Regions from separate parts of the Homo sapiens genome. Here region 2 is linked to region 1. The links are chromatin loops, found by intact Hi-C in ENCODE. Cell type or tissue: IMR-90. All regions are shown on one strand. Each heading gives the region's core, and the rest is flanking DNA. Links, peaks and the distances in the headings are about the cores only. Region 1 overlaps GULP1 (GULP PTB domain containing engulfment adaptor 1). Region 2 has its middle 300 kb from the start of LINC01090.

What was found. Hi-C counts contacts between places; a loop is a spot of excess contacts. Peaks named below come from ENCODE experiments on the same cell type or tissue, not always from the same donor. Only the 100,000 strongest peaks of a DNase experiment are listed, where the experiment ranks them.
Region 2: it touches region 1 in a loop (3.0-fold over the local background); 4 of 110 quality-filtered maps call a loop at or near these places.

What each region holds. Positions count from the first base shown.
Region 1 is chr2:188,502,009-188,507,408 of GRCh38, reverse strand. All of the region lies in intron 4 of GULP1 (GULP PTB domain containing engulfment adaptor 1), which reads right to left. Among named protein-coding and RNA genes, the nearest start is that of MIR561, 210 kb to the right of the region's middle. In IMR-90, for the core only: no CTCF peak of the experiment used is centred there; no DNase peak of the experiment used is centred there.
Region 2 is chr2:187,980,298-187,985,697 of GRCh38, reverse strand. No RefSeq gene overlaps it. Among named protein-coding and RNA genes, the nearest start is that of LINC01090, 300 kb to the left of the region's middle. In IMR-90, for the core only: no CTCF peak of the experiment used is centred there; a DNase peak (open chromatin) is centred at 2,797.

The DNA.
Region 1 (5,400 bases), core at 186-5,185:
AAAAAAAAAAAAGAAAACAAATGGTATTCTCTTTGCTCCAGAAACACACTCGTTTAGTGAATATTCAGGTGGAAACATCTGCACAAACCCAGGAAGCATCACTCCATAAAGCCCAATAAATTCTAGAATGGGATTTTCCTAGAGACTCTCAGAGTTACTGCCACTTAATCATGATTAACTCTTTATTTGAAGATAGATAGCATTTTATAAAGCAGGTAGTTTGGGGAAAGGCCTTTTTAAAGTCCTTGATGACATCCCATTGGAGCTGGAGGGGCCTCAGTTACTAGAACCCCATCTGTCAATCTACGCCTATAGAAATCCTGCCAGGAGCCTTCAGGAAAGAATGCAAAGTGGGTGGATGGTCTGGCAAAAGCCTAGGGCAAATGCAGGGAGAGAAAAAGTAACTTTCTCTTCTCTCAACAGTCTTAGCCACTCCACAGAAAGTGCTTTTGGCTTGCTGCTGTAAACACACTTTCTGGGAGAAGTTCAGGTTGTGGTTGGTTCTTCCCCACATTGACTGAATGTTCAATTTGTTATCAGGATAGCAAATTTGCCAATTTATCATATAAGCCATGAGTAAAACACAAATTCCCATGTAAACACTGACATTAAGGCGCTTACTTTTGTAAATTGTTATTGTCCTCAAGGACTGACTACTTACTGAATAACAAGGTCAAACTTTACTCTACATAGTGATGTAGAATTTAAGGGGAATCTGTGGAATTATGGAGATTAAGATTTGAATCTTGGCTCTGCTGTTTCTAATTGTTTTGTTATATCTACTTTGTATCCCAAGCTTGTTGCTCTTTAAAATAACAGTAGTGATATTTCTGAGGATTTCTTGAGTTAATGAGACAATGGAGTTTAGCACAGTGCTAAGGATTTAATAAGTTAGTATTTAATAGACTTGTCTCATTTATTCAAGTGGGAGAACTAAAAGTATTTTATAGATAAAAGCCAAAGAGTATCTCTAAAATTAAATTGCTCCATACTACATAATCCAGGTAGATTATAGAAAACAACTATAATCAATTAGTTTCTGGCTTTTATGTACTGATTTGAAATTATATAAATGCAAACGAGTAGGAAAATATATTTATCATTGCTAGTTCTCCCAATAATTTTAATGTCCCATTATAACTCCAGGAATTTAATTAGTGAAAATCTTAAATTTAATAGGGATCATAAAATGAATACTTACATTAGCAAGTATGCTTATGACACTGTAGTTAAAATTAAAAGACAAAAGGAGTGTATAAATAGGGCACTACTTATCAAATGTTATAGATTAAAATTTGCAGGAAATATCACACTAAAACTTTATTAGGTGCTAATTATATTGTATATATTCTTCTAGAAACTTCTTTCCTAAATTTAATAAAGTAAATTTTGATACAGTACTATAATTATATATCTGTTAAGTAGTGTAACTGTACTATGTAGATGTGTGGTGATCTCATTAATAAGGTCATGCAGTTGGTCAACTATGAGGTAAAAAAGAGGTAAGTCTGAGGCATGTTTGTTCAGTGACTATAAATTGGTTAAAGTCTGAAACTTGTCTTGTTAAATGATGCAGTTTATGAAGGTCAAGGCACAGCATTCAATAAATATATCATAAATTATTTCAATGCCTTTAATTTACTTATCTCCAGTTCAACAGACAGAAAGAGTTTACAGCAAATCATTTAACTTCTTGGTTGTGATCTTCCATATGAATAGGACTGTGCACTGATAATTCTATTACTAGCCCAGAATGGCACATCTTCACTGAATGGACCAAGGACTTGGAATGCTGTGTCTATTTGGTTGAGAATATTTTTGTACAAGGAAATCAGTACCTCAGAAGAGTGTGTGATTCTATATTTATATAGAATACTATACATTAGAATATGCTGTTGTATATTATAATATGTACATTCTATTCTGTATATTATAATATGCTTCATAGTATGGAGTTATTTGGGGGCAAACTATGAACCAAGCGTTACAAAATTAAAACAGTGAAGGAATGACTCGGGATTGTAGATGATTTCAATACAGAGAGGAAAGGTGGCATAGTTTGATAATGTGAAATTCAAAGCTGGAAAATTTTAGGGAAGAGAAAAGGAGAACATTTAATTCACCTGTTATAGCAGGTGCTACAGGATAGTTGTGGAAGGAAAACACATACCACTTCAGAGGCTACTGGGGATTTAGTGTCCTTATGAAAGAATTGGTTTTTATTCAGAGTAAGAAGCAGCAATAAGGTTCAGAAGAGAGGTTTAAGACAAAGGGTATTTTGCTGATGATTGATCTTGAATTCCCAGGGGTTCCTTCCTCAAATAAAAATATTTTAAAAAATAATTTCACTGATTAAAAAATTTTCCACTACTTCCAAAAATTTATTTAAGGTAGCTTATAACTACTCATAAAATACAGAAAGATAAAACAAATTAGCAAAATGAAGCAAAAAAAAAACAACAAAGCAAAATGGAAGAGTAGAAACAGGTTTGCAGTCAAAAGCCATATAATCTTGTAAATTTGCTAGAGATCATTCAGAAAGTAGGCTATGACTTTATTCAACAGCAGCATAAAGTAAAATAACAAACAAACAAAAAAACCAGTTAACTTATGATTCACTGTTGATTAGCTGAAATAAAAATAAAGCAGCTTCATGTATATGATGGAACTTTGATTTGCAATTGGATTAATATGTGATTTCACCAACAAAAGTGTTTGATAGTTCACTAAATTTCAAATAGCCCACTGGATATTTGTTTTATTTTTACAATAGCTATGAATATGAAAAACAGTTTCACAATTATTGTTAACCATCATTTTCTCTGCTATTGTTAAGTACTTTGGAGAAATACCTATTACTCTCTGTCAAAATGGGATAAAGAAATAACTACCTTTGCCTTTATATTCTGATCTACATAGTTGCCTGTCAAAATAACTTTCTTTATAATTGTTATAACAACATTTAATTTATAAAACCATGAAATAATTATTAGGCTTGAAATGCATTGTAGGGGTATATACACCACATAGGCAACTCAAGCCCTGCTTTAAAAATGGTTCTCCTTAGTATAGTTCCTACTTCCAGTAAACTTCCAAGCTTTTAAAAGTCCCAATGAATTTCTACAGTCATGTTTTCCAAATTGAAAATATGTGAATCATGACATCGTGTCAGTTTTATTTTTCAGACAATACATTCTTTTTAGAGCTTTCCTAGCTCTATGTTATTAATGTTGGAAGTTAGAAGTCATGACATTTCCTTCTACTGTACAGAAGAGTGACAGCTGAATTATTTCTGCTCCTTAGCTCTCCAAAGCATCATTTTTAGCATTACTTTTGAGATACTCTGTAGTACTGAATTAAGGAATGGTAATTATCAGGGAAAAAAAGTATTGGGCAGATGAAGATCAGCATTTTAAAAAGGATTGTCAAGGCTTTATTTTACTAAGTATATCTTAACCTAAAATTAAATCCAAAGAGTTAGGATACAGGTAGGTATTCTAAGAATTAATTTTAATGTATATGTGTTACTAAAGTTTTTCAGTACACAGTATTATCAAGATAAAAAAGATGGTAGCGTTACTAGTTCAGGGATTCATATGGTATTAACAAGGTAATAGTACTCTCCATCGTTTATAAGATTTGGTGTGTGTTATTACATGCAAAGTCCATGGAAGTCATGTCCATGTCTAGTTATGGTTACAAGAAAAGGAGACTGCTATGGTTTAAATCAGGGGTGTCCAATCTTTTGGCCTCCCTGGGCCACATTGGAAGAATTGACTTGGGCAACACATAAAATACGCTAACTAATATGGTTTGGTTCTGTGTCCTGACACAAATCTTATCTCGAATTGTAATCTTCATGTGTCGAGGGAGGGATCTGGTGGGAGGTGATGGATCACGGGGGGCAGTTTCCTCCATGTTGTTTTCATGATAGTGAGTGAGTTCTTGTGAGATCTGATGGTTTGGCAGTTTCCCCCTTGCTCTCTCTCTCTCCTGCCACCTTCTGAAGAAGGTGCTTGCTTCCCCTTCGCTTTCTGCTGTGATTATAAGTTTCCTGAGGTCTCCCCATCCATACAGAACTGTGAGTCAATTAAACCTCTTTCTTTATAAATTACCCAGTCTCAAGCAGTTCTTTATAGCAGTGTGAAAATGGACTAATACACTAACACAAATGATAGTGGATGAGCTAAAAAAAAATGCCGAAAAACCTCATAATGTTTTAAGAAAGTTCAAGAATTTGTGTTGGGCCACATGTGGCCCATAGGCTGCAGGTTAACAGGCTTGGTTTAAATACTGTACTCCCTCAAAGATTTTTGAAGTGTAATCTCCAGAGCAACAGTATTAAAACGTGAGACCTTTAGGAAATGATTAGGTCATGGATTTATGACTCCATACGAAGTCTTGAGGAACTAGCTAGACCTTTTATTGCCCATCTGTCCTTTCTGCCATGTGAGGACACAGCACTCTTCCCTCCTGGAGCACACAGAGTTCAAGATGCCATCTTGGAAGCAAAGACAGGATCCTTATCAGACATTAAGCCTGCCAATCCCTTGATCTTCAACCTCCTAGCCTCCAGAGTTGTGAGAAATAAATTTTTGTTCTTTATAACTTACCCAATCTCAGGTTTTTGTTATAGCAGCACTAACTGACTAAGAGACTTTCTAGGAAAACTTCTTAAGTAATTGAAACACCCAGAGATTAAATTAAATTACTGCACAATTTTATAGTGTAGAAAATATAAAGAAGGAGATGATTTCTAACATATATTAGTCACCTACTCTGTGTCACACATTGTGGGACCTGTTTTCAAATATATCTCATTTAAGAAAAACAGAAATAGGAGGTCTCAGGAAATATCAATCCATAGGTTTATAGACTAAAAGAAGACAATTTTAACCTTTTAGTAATATAGTTAATATCCAGAAGTGGGTATTACTACATAAATTATAGACATTACTTTAGAGGGAAAATGAATAATTTACTCTATAATATTCTTATAGCACTAATAATAAACATGAAATAGTATCTTTATTAAAACTAAATCCAGGCTCAAGAATGAATCCTGATAAGTTAGACAATAAGTGTTCTAAAATGTAGATAATATTTCCTTAAGAATTGCTTCACCAGCCATAGAGTAAATCAGGACAACTTACTGCCTATGGGAAAACCACCTTCCATGGATATCAGATGCAGCTCTCTCCCTTTCTGTCCCTCTTCTTACCAGTTTTATAAACATCTATTCCATCCTACTATTATCCTTCCTCCTCAATTGCCTCTTACACCGCTAGGGATATACCTATCTACTATAATTCTAATAAAGCATGACTATGTGATGTCTATGAAGTCAGTACAAATCATTAACAAATATATTTTTGAAAAAATAGTTTATCAGTTAAGGCA
Region 2 (5,400 bases), core at 340-5,339, 520 kb after region 1:
AACTACATATTCATGTATTTATAACCTCCTCTGAAATCAAACTGTCCTTTGTCTTTTAGATAATCATTAGACCAATGAAAAGAATTAAACATTTTGGCCTATTTCTCTATAACTGAATGTTTCACTCTTGTAAATTTTTATGTTGTAAAATACTTCAAACTTTATTGTAAATAGGAAAAAACAGAGAGTTTAATAAAGCAAATTGCATACTCAAACTCTGGAAACAAATATTTCATAGGAAGGCAATTTGGTAAGCTGTGTAGTGGCTTCTTGCTCGAACTGTGCTGCTGTTCTAAGTCCAAGTCTGGAACGGACTTGAGCATGGACTGACTGGAATAGAATGGACTGAGAAGCAGAGATTGACACCACTGTGGGAAATTTTAATTTCCCTTTCTGATGGTGGTTATGGCAGTAAAAAAACCAAAGCCCTGTCTGAATCCTTTTAATGGATCCAAAGTACTGGAAAATATATAGAGATGAAGACATGGTTGCCACCAAATCTGGACTGGATTTTTTTTAAAAGGCTGCAAATTTCACTGCCTCATGAATTTTGAACTTGCATAACTTATTTAAAAATTTTGGCCTCAAATAAATATCATGAATTAGGTTTTATTTAGAGTTGTTGCCCATCAAGTTGATCTGATATGACTGTTATAACCTAACCAAATGTTTCTTTTAAAAATTCCCAATGTACATAAAATAGAAATATTTGTAAAAAATCCATAAAATGAGTTAACATATAAAGGCAGTATGCAGGGTAATATTATTGAAATTTTCAAATCATAGCTGGAACTGTAGTCTAATTTCAATATCATTGTATATGATTCTACATTCTACAATTCTTATTTACATATTAAAACAAGAATTTTATTATCTTTAATGATGATATTCATATATGACATCTACAAAACTCAATATCTATTCTAAAAAGTGATGACACATGATAAGGGCTTCTTTTTAAGTAGAGAAGTTAAAAAGTAAAGACTCTCAAATTATGCTAAAAATAAAAATGAGTAAGAAGTAATCTGGCAAGCATGATGGCATCATAAAATATAGTACCAAATTAAACCTCAAAAGCCTGGCTTTTAGCCTAGCTTTGCCAATGACTATGTGACTTTGGGCAAACTGTATCACTGCCTTATTCAGAATCCTATATTTTCAAAGAATGGATAGGACCATATGTCTCTTATCTATCTCTTTCAATTTTTTAAAAAGTCTTAGCTTTTATTATTAATAAATGGCCAAAACTACCTAGGTCGCAAGGGTTTTTAACCATCAAATTATGCTAATGACTACAGTCACATTATAAGTACCAATTTCTCAGTTATTGTTTACATGCATATTGAATACTGCAGAATTTATCTTGGCCATCTGAGCCTAACATCATTATCCATCCCTCTAGCTAGCACAACAGAGGCTGCTCCTACTGCTCCTGCTAACGCTGCCTTAACATGGACACTGTTGCTTCTGCAATTACCAAATTTTGTCCTAATTTCCTTGATGCATAAGATTAATTTCAAATTATATTTCAAACGCATGTCAGTGGTAAAAGGCGGCATAGTGGTAATGCCCCTCCTGCCAAGCCCCATGCACAGTGGTGGGAGAATAATCCCCCATGAGGACACCATAGAACTCTTAGAAAGTGTAGGTTACATACGGAGTGGCCAACACCTGCTTAATGTCTCCTCAAAAGATTACTCCATTCTGTTGAATGCTAAGGTGCTGTAATCTTGATAGAAATGCATAGATTTTGTTGCTGGTGTTTTATGAGGATTAAATTTGAAAATTGGTTTAAATGTAACAATTACATTGTGCTCTGAGTAATTCCATACATCCAACATGCAACTACCAAAGTGCAGCAACTCTCAATGCAATGAGAAAGACAGGCACAAAAAAGAAAACTACAAAATGCTATGGGATTACAAAAAAGGAAGTTATGATCTCTGCATTGGCAATTTAGAGAAATGGTCACAGAGAAAGTAACATTGGGAGTGAGAATTTTGATGAGTTTTAGAAGTTCAACAATTAGGCAAGGATCAAGTAGAACATTTACAGGGAGTGGGGATAGCATGTGAACTTCAGTGCAGAAGCTGCAAAAGGGAGAATGATCAGGACAAGTGCTTGAGAGGTAGGAAAGTATTAGGCTTGTGATTGAACTTTTTATGCCATGATGAGGAAACTGCGCTTCATCTTTTAAGCCTTGGAAGGTCATAGAACACCTTTTAGCTGAGAGAAAACATGATTTGACTTGCATTTCTGAAACAGCATATCACCATATACCAATAGATTTCTTTACAATTGCTCAGAGCATACTTTAACCCTTTTGCATAAAGAATAATAATCAAGTTGAAGATACCTTACCGACAAAAAAAGATATAAAAATTAACAGATGTTTAATTTATTCAGCAGGATTTGATTTACTTAGTTATACAGCTAATTCTCATTATTTGCAGTAGTTACATTGTATAAAATTGCTGTGAACATGGAATTTGTCAATGCTGAACCATGGTGCTTACAGAAAATACAGGGCTAGATTTCTGTGAGCTTCTGATCATGATATTTTTTCTCAACCGATCAATTAATAACCTTGTTTTATATGTGTTTCTGTTTGAAGACATCTTATTTAATATATATTATCATTAACATTGAACTCAGGTGCAACAATTCAGTCCTGAACAAAGCTTATCCAACACACACACTTCCTCTGTAAGGCACATCATAGCCGTTTTGTGCTTAGAAACACCAGACAGTACTTCAGCACTACACTCAAGAGACATTTTAAATACCAAAATCACCCACAAAACCCACAAAAATGTAAAACAGTGATGCTAAAGAGATTGCAAAAGGGACACTTATTTATAGTATGAGAGCTAAAAAAAGAAAGCAGAACTTTGCCTTGTGTGACCTTAGCTGGGGACATGTGTATCCTGGCCTCTGCACATGTCCCTGAATGACTGCCAAAGCCCTGCAAGTATTGATTAAAGATTATAAATACATTTTAGTAAGTAGGCAAATTCAAAAATATAAAATCTGTGAATGAGGATTGGCTGTATAATTGTTAATTTTAAATAGACTTTAAAAAAAGATTTATTTCTTTGATGTCAATAGACAAACTATTAAAAAGAGTATTCATAGAACATTTGCTAGGCAAAAACTGTATTCAGTCTGCTATCTTCCAAAACCTAACGCAGAAGATATTTTGTTTGCATGGAGTTCACTCATAGGGAAGATATTTCTGATATTAATAATATATTTAAAAAAAGAAAGATAAATTTTCACTCTGAAACATTGAATCCAGTCAGTTTTCATTAGAAAATTTTATATTTTCACCATTCATATTCAATAACATACAATAGAATTTTGCCTTAGGTAAAGTTCTTTTGAAATATGTGTTATATGTGGTTTTAAAAATAGACGAAATTATCAATGAACATTCTCTTTATATTTCTGAAGTGTACCAAAAACAGAAAGAACAATAAAGTTCTAAGTAAAGGTTTAAATATATGTCGCTAGTTGATAAATTGATTAGTTAAGTTGATCCTTAGAAGGGTAAATGAAAAGTGAGCAATAAGTCTCAATAACTGTGTTCCAATTGCCTTTCTTTTGCAAGGATTTCTTGCTAATGTTAATCTATGAAGCAATGGCTTAACAGAAATACGTATCTCACCTTGCTCAAAATAATAGCTTGCTTTTCCCAGCCAAGAAGTCAAAACAATAGGAGCACAAATGATACATATTCATTAGTACCAATTAAATAGTGTTCCTAACTAGGGTACCTCTTCCTAAAATGCTATAAAATATTAATCTGTTTAGCTGTCGAAAAATATTTTTATTTATTGAAGTTATTGTTCAGCTTTGGAAACAACATAACTCATTTATAGAAGTGATAAGGATGTAACAATTTCTTATTGACAACTAACCGTGTTCCTTTACATGTTCATTTATAACTTATTCTTTTATCTAATAATGATGTAAAATCCTTTTGAAAAGTAATTGTAAGTACTGAAAAAGAAAAAACTAAAAAATGAACAATGCATATTTATGTTTTAAGTTGGATATGTTAATTAGCTTGATTGTAGTAATCATTTTACTATGTATATGTATATCAAAACATCACATTGTATACCTTAAAGATATGCAAGTTTTTTTGTGAATCATGCCCGATAAAGCTTAGAAAAAACAAAAACACACAAGAGGGAGTTTAGAAAGGTTCCTGACACTAACATAAAAGATTAAAGTATTTAGCAAGAAACTCTCCATTAATACTTGTGAGAATCATTAAGGATAATATTGAACAATAATAATAATTAGCCATATGAAATAAATAGTTTCATCTTAGTAAACTTGATTTTAAAATGAATATTTGTATTCTATTAGATAATTTTTGGTGTCTTAGCTAATTTGAGCCAAATATGTGAATTTGTAGCATAACCTAACCTAACATAATTCAATACAATATATTATAATAATGTTAACAACTTTCAGCTTTCTTTCTTTGTTATGAGAAACCTATTCTTAAATCACAAAAACAAGGGATTGTCATATTAAACCAAAACAATATCAAGTATAAAACCATAATTCTTATATTGTTGTGAGTTTTAGAATTTTAAAATTTCCAGTGTATTCAAAGACTTCAAATTTAGCATTTCAATCCCTGAAAGTCATAATATTGGTCATTTTTGTTATTTTAGAGATTAGAAGCCTATAAAAAGAACTTTTAAGTAAACATAATATTAAAGACACTTCAATGCAACATCATATATGAAGTTTCTCAATGAGGAATAGCACTTTCTGAATTTTAACTTTTTTTCAAGGATTTACAACTGATTTTTCTTTAAAGAAATCTATAAACTACTGTCACTCAGAAGTAAATGATAGAATGAATCCATAACAAGCTATGCTTGGCGTATAATAATAGTTTGGGAATATTATTAACATGACCCTCTTTCACTACACATTTACATAAATTCATCTATAATAAGCTGTCTTAATTTATGACTCATAGCATGAAGATTATATATTAATGTTGAGTAAAAAGATTTGAAATTACCTTCTATCTTGATTCTTTGGAAGATTTACTTATGATAAACATTTTGTAAGGAGTGGGGACTATTGATCTCTAACTCCAAGTCAGAATTTTCCAAATTATTTTCACTTGAAAATGTAAATTGGATGATAGTTATAGACAACTTTGATCTCTAAAGTTAAGTTTAAAAATCACTGTGGAATAGGTTCTTAATAGTATGCTTGAGATGAAAAGAAAATATTTACTTGTTTCAAATCAGGTCACTAAAATGCTTATTTTTTAACAACGTGATCCAAGGCCGGGCGCAGTGGCTCACGCCTATAATCCCAGCACTTTGGGAGGCTGAGGGAGCAGATCACCTGAGGTCATGAGTT